2 separate regions of the Homo sapiens genome follow, and region 1 is linked to region 2. Evidence: chromatin loops called from intact Hi-C (ENCODE). Cell type or tissue: spleen. All regions are shown on one strand. Each heading gives the region's core, and the rest is flanking DNA. Links, peaks and the distances in the headings are about the cores only. Region 1 overlaps ST8SIA5 (ST8 alpha-N-acetyl-neuraminide alpha-2,8-sialyltransferase 5). Region 2 has its middle 16 kb from the start of ARK2N.

The links. Hi-C counts contacts between places; a loop is a spot of excess contacts. Peaks named below come from ENCODE experiments on the same cell type or tissue, not always from the same donor. Only the 100,000 strongest peaks of a DNase experiment are listed, where the experiment ranks them.
Region 1: a loop joins it to region 2, with 7 times the contacts of the local background. A loop is called at or near these places in 12 of 110 quality-filtered maps.

Annotation. Positions count from the first base shown.
Region 1 is chr18:46,669,140-46,674,512 of GRCh38, reverse strand. It overlaps ST8SIA5 (ST8 alpha-N-acetyl-neuraminide alpha-2,8-sialyltransferase 5), which reads left to right. Exons shown (of 7, transcript NM_013305.6): 7 at 1-5,373. Among named protein-coding and RNA genes, the nearest start is that of LOXHD1, 15 kb to the right of the region's middle. In spleen, for the core only: no CTCF peak of the experiment used is centred there; no DNase peak of the experiment used is centred there; H3K27me3 peaks cover 263 bases.
Region 2 is chr18:46,154,996-46,160,368 of GRCh38, reverse strand. No RefSeq gene overlaps it. Among named protein-coding and RNA genes, the nearest start is that of ARK2N, 16 kb to the left of the region's middle. RefSeq lists a silencer at 4,278-4,484. In spleen, for the core only: no CTCF peak of the experiment used is centred there; no DNase peak of the experiment used is centred there; H3K27ac peaks cover 1,497 bases.

The sequences.
Region 1 (5,373 bases), core at 87-5,086, 510 kb before region 2:
AGGATACCCCGCTAATAAACTGAGTAACACCTTGGGGAAATTGTCAGCTGAGGAGAGTCCTCTATTGATTTTTTTACCTAGCACATCCCAGGAAGGCAGAGACTCCTCCTGCCTGTCCAGGGGAGCTCGGGGCTCAGGAGGCTGAAATGTCTGTCTAGTGGGGGCTTATGGGCTTGGCTAGCCTCTTTTTGTTTTCCCTCATTATAATCCTGCTCATCTGCTTTTTGCTGGCTAGCCAATCCTTTTTCCTCTAGTTTAAATGAAAGAAGGGAGAGACATTTTCTGTGTTTCTTGTTGTCTACTTCTTCCCTTCCTCAAAGCCACACAAACATGTCAGGCTCTTACATCACTGTGGCTGAGGTGCAGCCTGGGAAGCAATGTAAGAGGGATTTATCAATGGTGTTTAAAAAACTAGAGGAACATGCTGAATGCTTTGGCTGGGAAACAGGTGAGCTGAGCTTTGCAGGATGTCTGCTCCAGATGCGAAGGGGAAGACCAGGAGCATGGGGTTGTTTCCTGGGGGAAAAAAGGTGCTGCTTCTCTGAGCTCAACACACGCCCTGACCTAGTCTCCTCCCTGTAACCAGAGCACCCTCTGGGAAGAGGCTAACTGTGGCTCAGGGGTCAGGTGAGGCCAGGCGAGGGGTGCACCAGTGGCCAGGGTGTGCCTTGTGCTATTGTTTAGAGGTCTAGTCAAACGAGGCCAGTCTGTGGAGGCTGATTCCATCCTACGGGGCATCCTAATAAACCAGTGTGATCTTCAAAGGGTAGACTGGATAGATCTACAGTGTGATCTTCAAAGGGTAGACTGGATAGACCTACAGTATAGATCTACAGTATAGATCTACAGTCTACCCTTTGAAGATCACATGGGTTTATTAGGATGCCCTGTAGGATGGCCTTCTGATGGCCTGCATCAGAATCACCTGGGTGCTTGTTAAAACTATGGACTGAGAACCTGGGGGAGAGGTGGCGCCTGGGAATCAGCATGTGTGAGGCCCTATCTGTTCCCTGAGCATACAACTGCTTGTGGTTCAGAAGTTGCCACCAGTTGAGTGGCCATGTATGGCTTGAAATTCAGACTGGAGCCTTGAGTAGGAAAAGAATGAAAAGAAGAATTTGGCACACAACCCAACTTCTGCCTTTTCTGTACATACAAATATAATATATAACCCACTATGTACCTAGCAACAAAAGTCAAGTGCTCGGGAATCTAACATTTACAAAATTGGTTTTGCTTTAACACAAACAAAGATTTCTTTTTCATTTGTAATTATGGTAAAATACACATAACATAGAATTTATCATCTTAACCATTTTTAAGTGTACAGTTCAGTAATGGTAAGTACATTCACACTGTTGTATATTCTGTCTCTGGAACTCTTCTCATCTTGCAAAATGAAAACTTTAAACCCATTAAATGACAAGTCTTCACTTCCCCCTTCCCCAGCCCCTGGCAATCGCAATTCTACTTTCTTTCTCTATGAATTTTACTGCTCTAGGTCCCTCATATAAGTAGAATCATATAATATTTGTCTTTCTGATGACTGGCTTATTTCACTTAGTATAGTATACCAGAGACTTTTTAGAATCACTTAGGTGCAAGCAGCTCTCAAATGACATTAACTGTTTTGGGTGTCCCTAAAGCAGAAATCTGATTTTTGTTTTTGTTTTTGCCTTGGGCAGTTGTCCTGGGCTGGTCGTTGGCCCCTGGCTTCCTGAGACCTTGGCCCCTTGCTGAGGGAGAGTGCAGACCTGGCCTTGCTCTGCCACCTGGGCTCCACTGTCCTGGCCAGCATGTCCTGAGAGACAATAGCCTTGCTGATCTTTTAGAAGTCTTTAGGTATTTTCCCCTGCACAGTCTCTTCTGAGAACCTTTCTTTTTTTTTTTTTTTATTTCAAAGGAAAAAAACCAAAAGCAAAAACATACACTTCCATGACTTAGCTGTTGGCCACAAAAGCCAGAAATCAGTGACTCTCTCTTCAGTTGAAGATGGTTCCCATGGCAACAAATCTCTCATTTCCTTCAACTAAATGATCTGCTCAGCTTTGGGGTAAAAGTTCTGTTTTCTCTAGAATTGCCATTTGCAACCTTGTGTGTACATAGGAATCACCTGGAAGTCTTTATAAAATAATCCCCAAGCCAGGTCCTTTACTTCCCGGAGGATCTGATTCAGCAGGCCTGGGGATAGGGCCTGGTATCCCTATTTTGAAAGATCTCATTAAGTGGTTCTGTCTCACATGGTTGGGAGTCATTACCCTAAGGCAGGCAGTCTATGCCTTGGTGCACGCTAGAGTCGTCTGAAGAGCTTTAAGAAATACTCGTGCGACCCCACCCCTTGACATTCTGAGTCAGGTGGTCTGAGATGTGACCTGAATATTAGGATTTCACAAATTCTCCAGATGTTTCTAATGTGCAGCCAGCCTTGAGAACCACTATTCTAGGTCAGCAGTTCTCAAACTGGAGGCTGCCTCAGAATCTCTTGGAGAGCTCCTTGATTATGGGCCCCGCCCCAGAGTTATTTGGTGAGGCCAGGGTGGAGCATCTCTAACAAGTTCCCAGGTGATGCCAATGCTGGTCCAGGGACTGCACTTGGAGGCTCATGGCTCTAGATGATCCTTTAATGAGATTGGCCCTGTTCTGCTGCCCTGTTCTTTTTCCTGGTTGGGGGTTGGTGGACCCTTCCTTCCCTCAGTCTGACTCAGGCGTGAGACTTCTTAAAGGTACCAGCTTTTCTTTTTCTGAACATTTTAGCATTCAGATAAATATTATGACATATTTTTAAAGCAAAGTAACATAGATTTCTTCTCCCGGGGCTAGGAGCCTCAGAGTCTGCCTGAATTAAGAATTTATCTGTGCCTAAGATTAGGATGCATTTAGTGATCTGAGCTAAGGGGTTGGTGGATCTGCAGCAATAGGTTCAGCCTGTGCCTGGGTGAGGGTCACCTTGTGACCGGCGCTGGGTAGGATCTGAGTACCACACACTTGGCCCTCTAGCATGGGGAGGACCTGTCTGGTCCACCTGGGGGAAAGCCTGGTTTTCTGATGCAGACCCAGCCCTCTGCCCACCTCCACATCTGTGCACAAACATGGAAGGTAGCAATGAGGAAACACAGCACCAGGACTGCCGTGAGCCCAGGAGCTAGGGTTAGAGCCTCACTTCTTTATGCATTTCCTTTTCTATCATACTTTGGAACAGGCTTGAGCTGAAACCAGAGAGTTAGTACCTGGTTTCTGCCTCAATCTAGTCTCCCTCCTCCAAAGATGCCCCCACAACGTGGGCAACTTCAACCCCCATGAGAGCTCAGAATTCCACATTCAGCGACAAAGTTGACAAGAGCCTCTGGAGATCTCAAAGACTTATTAAAAGTGGAAATGGCTACTGTTTTACTGAGGCAGGGTGAAAACACAACTCACTTCCTAGGATCGAACCCAGCAAATTCACTCAGCCCCCAGGTAACTGAGGACTCAGTTGAAGGAAAATAATTTTGAGCCCCTGAAAATAGATGCTATAAAGCTGTGTATCAAGGGCCAACCATTTTGCTAATATCACATATCTCACGGCATTTGCTTTGATTTTAAATTCAGTTCTAGTGAACTTGGTTCTGATTTCTAATGACAAAGCAAACTAAGAGAATGATGACATGTGCTAGATAAAGCAAGAAGTGGCAGCTAATAGCCTAAATTGTGATGGCATTAAGAAGACCAAAACTAGTTTACTTGTTCAACGACAGCTTGTCTTTGGAAAAAAAAAAACACTACATTAAGGATAAGAAAATATGTCCAGGCATGGTGGCTCACATCTGTAATCCCAGCATTTTGGGAGGCTGAGGCGGGAGATCGCTTGAGCTCAAGAGTTGACGACCAACCTGGGCAACATGGCAAAACCCTGTCTCAATAAAGAATACAAAAGCACACCTGTAGTCAGTCCCAGCTACTCAAGAGGTTGAGGTGGGAGACTGGCTTGAGCCCAGGAGGCAGAGGTTGCAGTGAGCTGAGATCATACCACTACACTCCAGCCTGGGTGACAGAGCCAGACCCTGTCTCAAAATAATAATTAAAAAAGACCAAAACTAAATACATATCTCAGGAACCATCAAGTAGCCTGAGGTCGTTGGTCGTTTAGTGGGGAAGAGAGGGAGAATATGTTATAATAACCCCGGGAGCAACACAGCATTTCAGCTCAGTTCACCCTGTGACATCCAGGACATGCAGAGGTAAAAAAGCGTTCCAACAATGTTCAATACACTGTCTAAGAAGGCAGGGCTGCGTTTTATCCACTTTAGAATTATTTCCATCCCCAAACAGTTAAAATACTTTCACAAAAGTCTTGGTGCTTAAAAGATAAATGCTCAGTGACCTGGAAGTTCACATAAATGAAACGGTTGATGATCTGATGATGAAGGATAGGCGAGATGGGTAAACTCACTCTTTTTTTTTTTTTGAGATGGAGTCTCACTCTGTCACCCAGGCTGGAGTGCAGTGGCATGATCTCGGCTCACGGCAACCTCCGCCTCCCAGGTTCAAGTGATTCTCCTGCCTCAGCCTCCCAAGTAGCTGGGATTACAGGCGCCCACCACTTTGCCCAGCTAATTTTTGGTATTTTTAGTAGAGACGGGGCCACCATTTTGGCCAGGCTGGTTGTGAACTCCTGACCTCGTGATTCGCCCACCTCCTCCTCCCAAAGTGCTGGGATTATAGGTGTGGGCCACCGTGCCCGGCCAAACTCACTCTTTTGAACTTAACATTTTCCCCCTGACATTGGAGACTCTCCTGCTACCTCTCTCCTAAGAAAAAAGGGCAGGTGGTGGGGGGACAAGCCCCTTCCACCTTCCCATCTCCAAGGGACTTTGCAGTGTGGGTGATGGTGTGGCTGATCATCCTCTTTCTGCACCTCTGATTCTGCTTGTGTTGTCCTTATTGTGTGGGGCAGGAGGGTCAGGACTTCAGCTAGGGGTGTGCTGGCTCTGCAGTGACTCAGGCCTGGGTGTTTTTTGGTGAATTTAAAAAGATGACCATTTCTGGGGGAAAGTGACACTTTTACTTTCTCCACACCTTCACCATCCATTTTCTTACTGGACTTCGCTGCGTTCCTGCAAGGAGGACAGGGCAGAGAGTAGCAACCCTCCTTGCCGAGGCCCAGAAAGATAGCGTGGTGTGCCCAGGGCACCCATGGTGGGTGATGGACATCTCCTTTTGGGTGCCAAGGCTTCCTCAAGGTGGGAGGAACTGGAGGGCAGGGGACGGTGGCCAGTGTCCCGCTCTAGCCCTCTAGGGCACCTTTTTCTCCCCTCTGAAGTTGTTAGGCTGATCTGGAGTCTGCTCCAGGCCTGGGCTTCACCCTGGCCTCATGCCCTGCCCAGCACCTGTGTG
Region 2 (5,373 bases), core at 139-5,138:
GCCCTTCCCAGGTGACAAAATACTCTGTCTGTCTAAAACAAACACTTCTCTAGAGGCAGTCAAGGAGTGGCATACAGGGTAGGAATTTCAAAGAGTAAGGCAGCTCAGCTCGGGAGAGGGAGATCTTTTTGTTGAGTCACATTTTTTGTTTTGTTTTGTTTTGTTTTGTTTTTGTTTAAGATGGTCTCACTCTGTTGCCCAGGCTGGAGTGCAGTGGCGATCACAGCTAACCACAGTCTCGACTTCCCAAGCCAGGTTTTTTGTTTTGTTTTTTCCTCACTGCAACCTCTGCCTCCCAGGCTCAAGGAATTCTCCTGTCTCAGCCTCCCTAGTAGCTGGGACTACAGGCACACACCATCATGCCCGACTAACTTTTGTAATTTTAGTAAAGACGGGATTTCACCATATTGGTCAGGCTGGTCTCAAACTCCTGACCTCAGATGACCCACCCGCCTCGGCCTCCCAAAGTGCTGGGATTACAGGTGTCAGCCACCGTACCTGGCCCCCAAGCCAGGTTTTATAGAATCCTCAAATTATAACATTCTGGTGGCCTAAGAAAGCCAGTCTAACACACACACACACTCGTGGATTCTTACTGATTCACAAATCCAACTATTTTCTAGTCCTGGTGTACCAGGAACCAGGAAAACACAAAGCTCCAGAATTTATTTATTATTATTATTATTTTTTAATTTAAAAAAAATTTTTGAGTCTTACTATGTCACCCAGGCTGGAATGCAGTGATGCAATCTCAGCTCACTGCAACTTCCGCCTCCTGGGTACAAGTGATTCTCCTGCCTCAGCCTCCTGAGGAGCTGGGACTATAGACATGCACCACCATGCCCTGCTAATTTAACTCTAGAATTTATAATACAAAAAGACAAGAATAACTTAAAGGAAAAGAACAATAAGAAGACAATTGAGCTGGGTGCAGTGGTCCATACCTATTAGCTACTCTGGAGGCTGAGGCAGGAGGATCACTTGAGACCAGGAGTTCGAGGCTGCAGTGAGCTATGATTGCTCCACTGCACTCTAGTTCTGGATGACAGAGCAAGACATCTTCTCTAAAACATAAACATAAAAAAATTAAATTTTAAAAAAGAGGACCATTGAGAGCTAAAGCTAAATCTGTGCATTGATATTATTAGAGCTATATTAATTCACAAAGGGAAAAGATCATTGTGGAAATGAGCCCACAATGGACTCATAGTGTGGAAAGAGTCCCACACTATTGTGGGATAAGACTGGGTCTAAAGTGTAGATAGAATACAAGTATGGAATGTTCCAGGCCTTTACAAAGGGTACTGAAAAGGTTCCCCTGGAACCCTTTTCTTACTTTTCCAAAGATTTCCACTTAATTTCAGAAGCTCCTAGAATCCATCTCCTCAAATCCATCCAATCCTGGGGGCTATATTGATGGCGGGGAGCAACCTTAACCCTAACTTGGGGGGCCACTGCCACAAGAACTGTAGGAAACTTGTTTCCATTCTAGCAGGTCATGACCCTTTTATAATCCTGTTCCTTCAGCCTGCCCTTTGGGAGAGGTGTGTTCTCAGCTAGAAACTCTAAATTGGTATTGTTGAACTGGAAGAGTCAGGAATGCTCAGGAGACAGCTTATCATCATGGGAGGCCCAAAAGAGATTGCCCCAGGCTACAAGGGGGTGGGAATGTACAGTTACTGCCAGGGCCACTCATTCCTGCCAGTGGGCCTGCCAGAGTCTTGTAGCAGCAAGAACTCTGTACATTTCAGGGCTTATTCTCACCCTAGCCAGTTCTAGGAGTTCGGCAGAGGCCCCGGCTGCTGAAGGGCTGCCTCTGCCCTGCTCACGTCTCTCCCTGAAACAAGGACTGTTTATGGTTGCTTTGTCTTCTCCTCAGTTGTCCTCCTGAGACTGCCCCCAGAAGGCTGACAAGAATTGTATGCTGGGTTCTGGACAGAAATATAGTTGTAATTAAACACTAATCAGGCTGCACTCTGCCCACTTTCTTGTTGCTAAAAGTCACTAGTTCCTGACCATTTGCATTGCCTTTTTGCCTACAGGTAGGATCTCTGACATTAGGGTCATAAGACTAATAATTGATTTGCATCCCCATGGTTCCTGGCTAGAGTGCAGTGGCGCCACCTGATCTCAGCTCACTGCAACCTCCGCCTCCTGGGTTCAAGCGATTCTCCTGCCTCAGCCTCCTGAGTAGCTGGCGTTACAGGCAAGCACCACCACACCGAGCTAATTTTTTGTATTTTTAGTAGAAACAGGTTTTCATCATGATGGCCAAGCTGGTTTCGAACTCCTGACCTCAAGTGATCCGCCCGCCTCGGCCTCCCAAAGTGCTGGGATTACAGGCGTGAGCCACTGCACCCGACCTAAAAGGTTTTTTCAGACCCCCCAATTCCAGCACCCAGTCTGAAGATCCCCACAGAGGAACGGGATCCCCGTGAGAATACAGCTTATTCCTCTCCCTGTCCCAGGACTTCAGCCTGCAGTCTTCCACCAATCAATGATCTCCGCACTTCTGCCCACTCCAAAACCCTTAAGAACCCTAACCCCAAATTCCTTGGAGAGATGGAGATGAGGTTTTCTCCCATCTCCTCATTCAGTGACACTACAGTTAAACCTCTTTCTCTGCTTCAACCCGGTGTCTCGGCATATTGACTTGCTGTGTGCATCGGGCAAGCAGATGATGATGGCTCCACTAACCTCGTTTTTCCCTCTAATCTCCATTTTGTGCTGCAGCTTCTTCCTCACCCTTCTCTTTTGTATGGTGCCCCAGCTCACACCTTGGTCCACATTTACCCTCCAGTCATTGTTGCAGTTGCCTGTAGGTATCACCTGCCCCGGGGTTTCCCTCCTGGGACACTCTGGATTGCATGTGGACAAACCTAGAAGACAGAAGGAGTTAACATCCTATGGGGCAACCTTGACCCGAGGGGGCCAGAACTGGTGGATAAACATCCTCTATTATTTCCCTCAGACGAACAATTTTGAAGCTCGTTCTTTGGTTCTCTTTAGGGGCAAACAGGTGGACCACGCCCAGGCGGCCTCCCTGGAGATGAGCTTGATAAGGCAGCACACATTGGAATGGCTCTCCCTCCTTCCTTGGGTCACTCTCTCCAGTTCCTCACTCCTGTTCTGGGGTAATTCCCAAAATTAATGACCTGTGTGCAAGCTCTTGTCTGAGACTCTGCTTCTGTGGGAAACCCCAGCTGAGAGCTCTCCTTTCTCCCCAGGCCCCACTCTGTTTTTCCTTCTCTGTGCTGCTGTTTTTCTCCTCAAGTTCTGTTCTCCTCAGTCAGCCTTGGAGACACTGTGTTCCCAGGCAGGCTGCACATGACGAGGTGGGAGAGTACACCTCCACTTGGCTCACTGGAAACCAAGGGAACCAAGGTCAAGGAGGGCAGCAAGCACAAGAGAGGGACTACAGAGGGGAGGGGATGCTTCCAGCCCTGAGAAGTCTTCTTTGGAATAGAAGTGACTGGTCTAGCCTGAGAGAGAGTACGGCCTGATGTTCTTCCTGGATACCCTGCGCTCCTTGGATGTAGGCCTGGTGCTGGTTGGTGGCATGATCTGCAGGTCTCGGAGGATCCTTCCTGTCCTGCTCAGCTCACCTGGGCTTTCTCTGTGTGGGGCTTCTTCTCCAGCCTCCAAGTATACAACTTGACCTTGAGCAGCCCTCTGTTCTCCATCCTCACTGAAGACACAGCAGAAGGACTTTATTTACATTTAGTCTGTGGCAGGAAGGACCCATCCACTGAAGGGGTTCCCCCTCTGTGTCAGGCTTTGCTCAGGCTGTTGTAAGAACCTGTCACCATCTAGTCTCAGGAATGGTAAAACACTCCCCAGGCCAGGTGTGGTGGCTCATGCCTGTAATCCTAGCACTTTGGGAGGCCAAGGCCAGCCAGTTTACTTGAGGTCAGGAGTCCAAGACCAGCCTAGCCAATATGGTGAAATGCTTTTTCTACTAAAAATAAAAAAAAACAAAATTAGCAGGAAATCGCTTGAACCCAGGAAGCAGAGTTGCAGTGAGCCAAGATCGCACAACTGCACTGCAGCCTGGGCAACAGAGCAAGACTCTGTCTCAGAACAAAACAAAACAAAACACACTCCCCAAACGGTCACATTCCAAGCAACAGGTAAGGGAACAATAGAGTAAATTCTGGACTGATTCAAGCCTTGACAAAATTTCTAGGGTGGAAGAGTGAGAAGGAGAGCAACATTTCATGAAAAAACAAGGTCAGAATTTATTTGCAGTGAATAATACTCTAGCCCTCCAACTCAAGTATGCAAGAAACATCACTTTCTTCATTTCCTAGAAATCAATTTGATTTCTACTTTAAGGCCCCCACCTGGCAGGAGAATTCATACCAGTCATTGCTGAGGTTTCATTTGCCTTCCCCACCCAGGAAACCCCAGACACAATAGTTCTAAGAAGACATAGATGTGGCCAGAGGAACTTCCAGGTACAGCACTCAACCTAGTCTGCTCTATTGGGTAAGACGGGCATGAGGTCGCCTCCCATTAGGACTAGTGATAGCATAATAGAATAGAGTCCTAGAAACTGAGACAAGGAAGCTGCAAACTCAGCCTGAGCTCCTTGAGAAGGATTGACTCACTGAGGGGGAGAACTCTGAGCCATGACTCTAAGAATGACAAGAATTTTGCCTCATAGAGAAGAGGAAAAGCATTCTGGAAAGATGTCACAGTGGAATGAAAGGACTAGGTCATTTTGGGAATGAGTGCCCAGAGGCTGATACTCATTTGGATGTGGAGAAGGCAAGGGTAAGGGAGGAATTTAGAAAAAAGAAAAAAATCTCCTTTGAGACAAGCCTGGCCAACATGGTGAAACCCTGTCTCCACTAAAAATACAAAAATTAGCCGGGTGTGGTGGCACACTCCTGTAATCCCAGCACTTTGGGAGGCCAAGGCAGGTGGATCACTTGAGGTCAGGAGTTCGAGACCAACCTGGCCAACATTGCAAAACCCCATCCGTACTAAAAATACTAAAAATTAGCTGGGCATGGTGGCGGGCACCTGTAATCCCAGATACTCGGGAGGCTGAAGTGGGAGAATCGCTTGAATCTGGGAGGTGGAGGCTGCAGTGAGCCCAGATCATATAGCTGCACTCCAGTGTGGATGACGGAGTGAGACCCTGTCTCGAAAAAAGAAAAAAAGAACAAAATCCCAAGGAAGACTTATAACGTGGACTGTGATTTTTTTTTTTTCTCTTGCTAGGGTTGGGGCCTGTGTAATAAATAACCCTTTCTCTTTCTCTCCTCAAGTTTGGAAGCAACTAAAAAATAAGATGCAGGAAACAGGCGAACACTTAAATGTCAACTTTATGGCAGATCAAAGCTGGATTGGGGGACACGGTGCAAA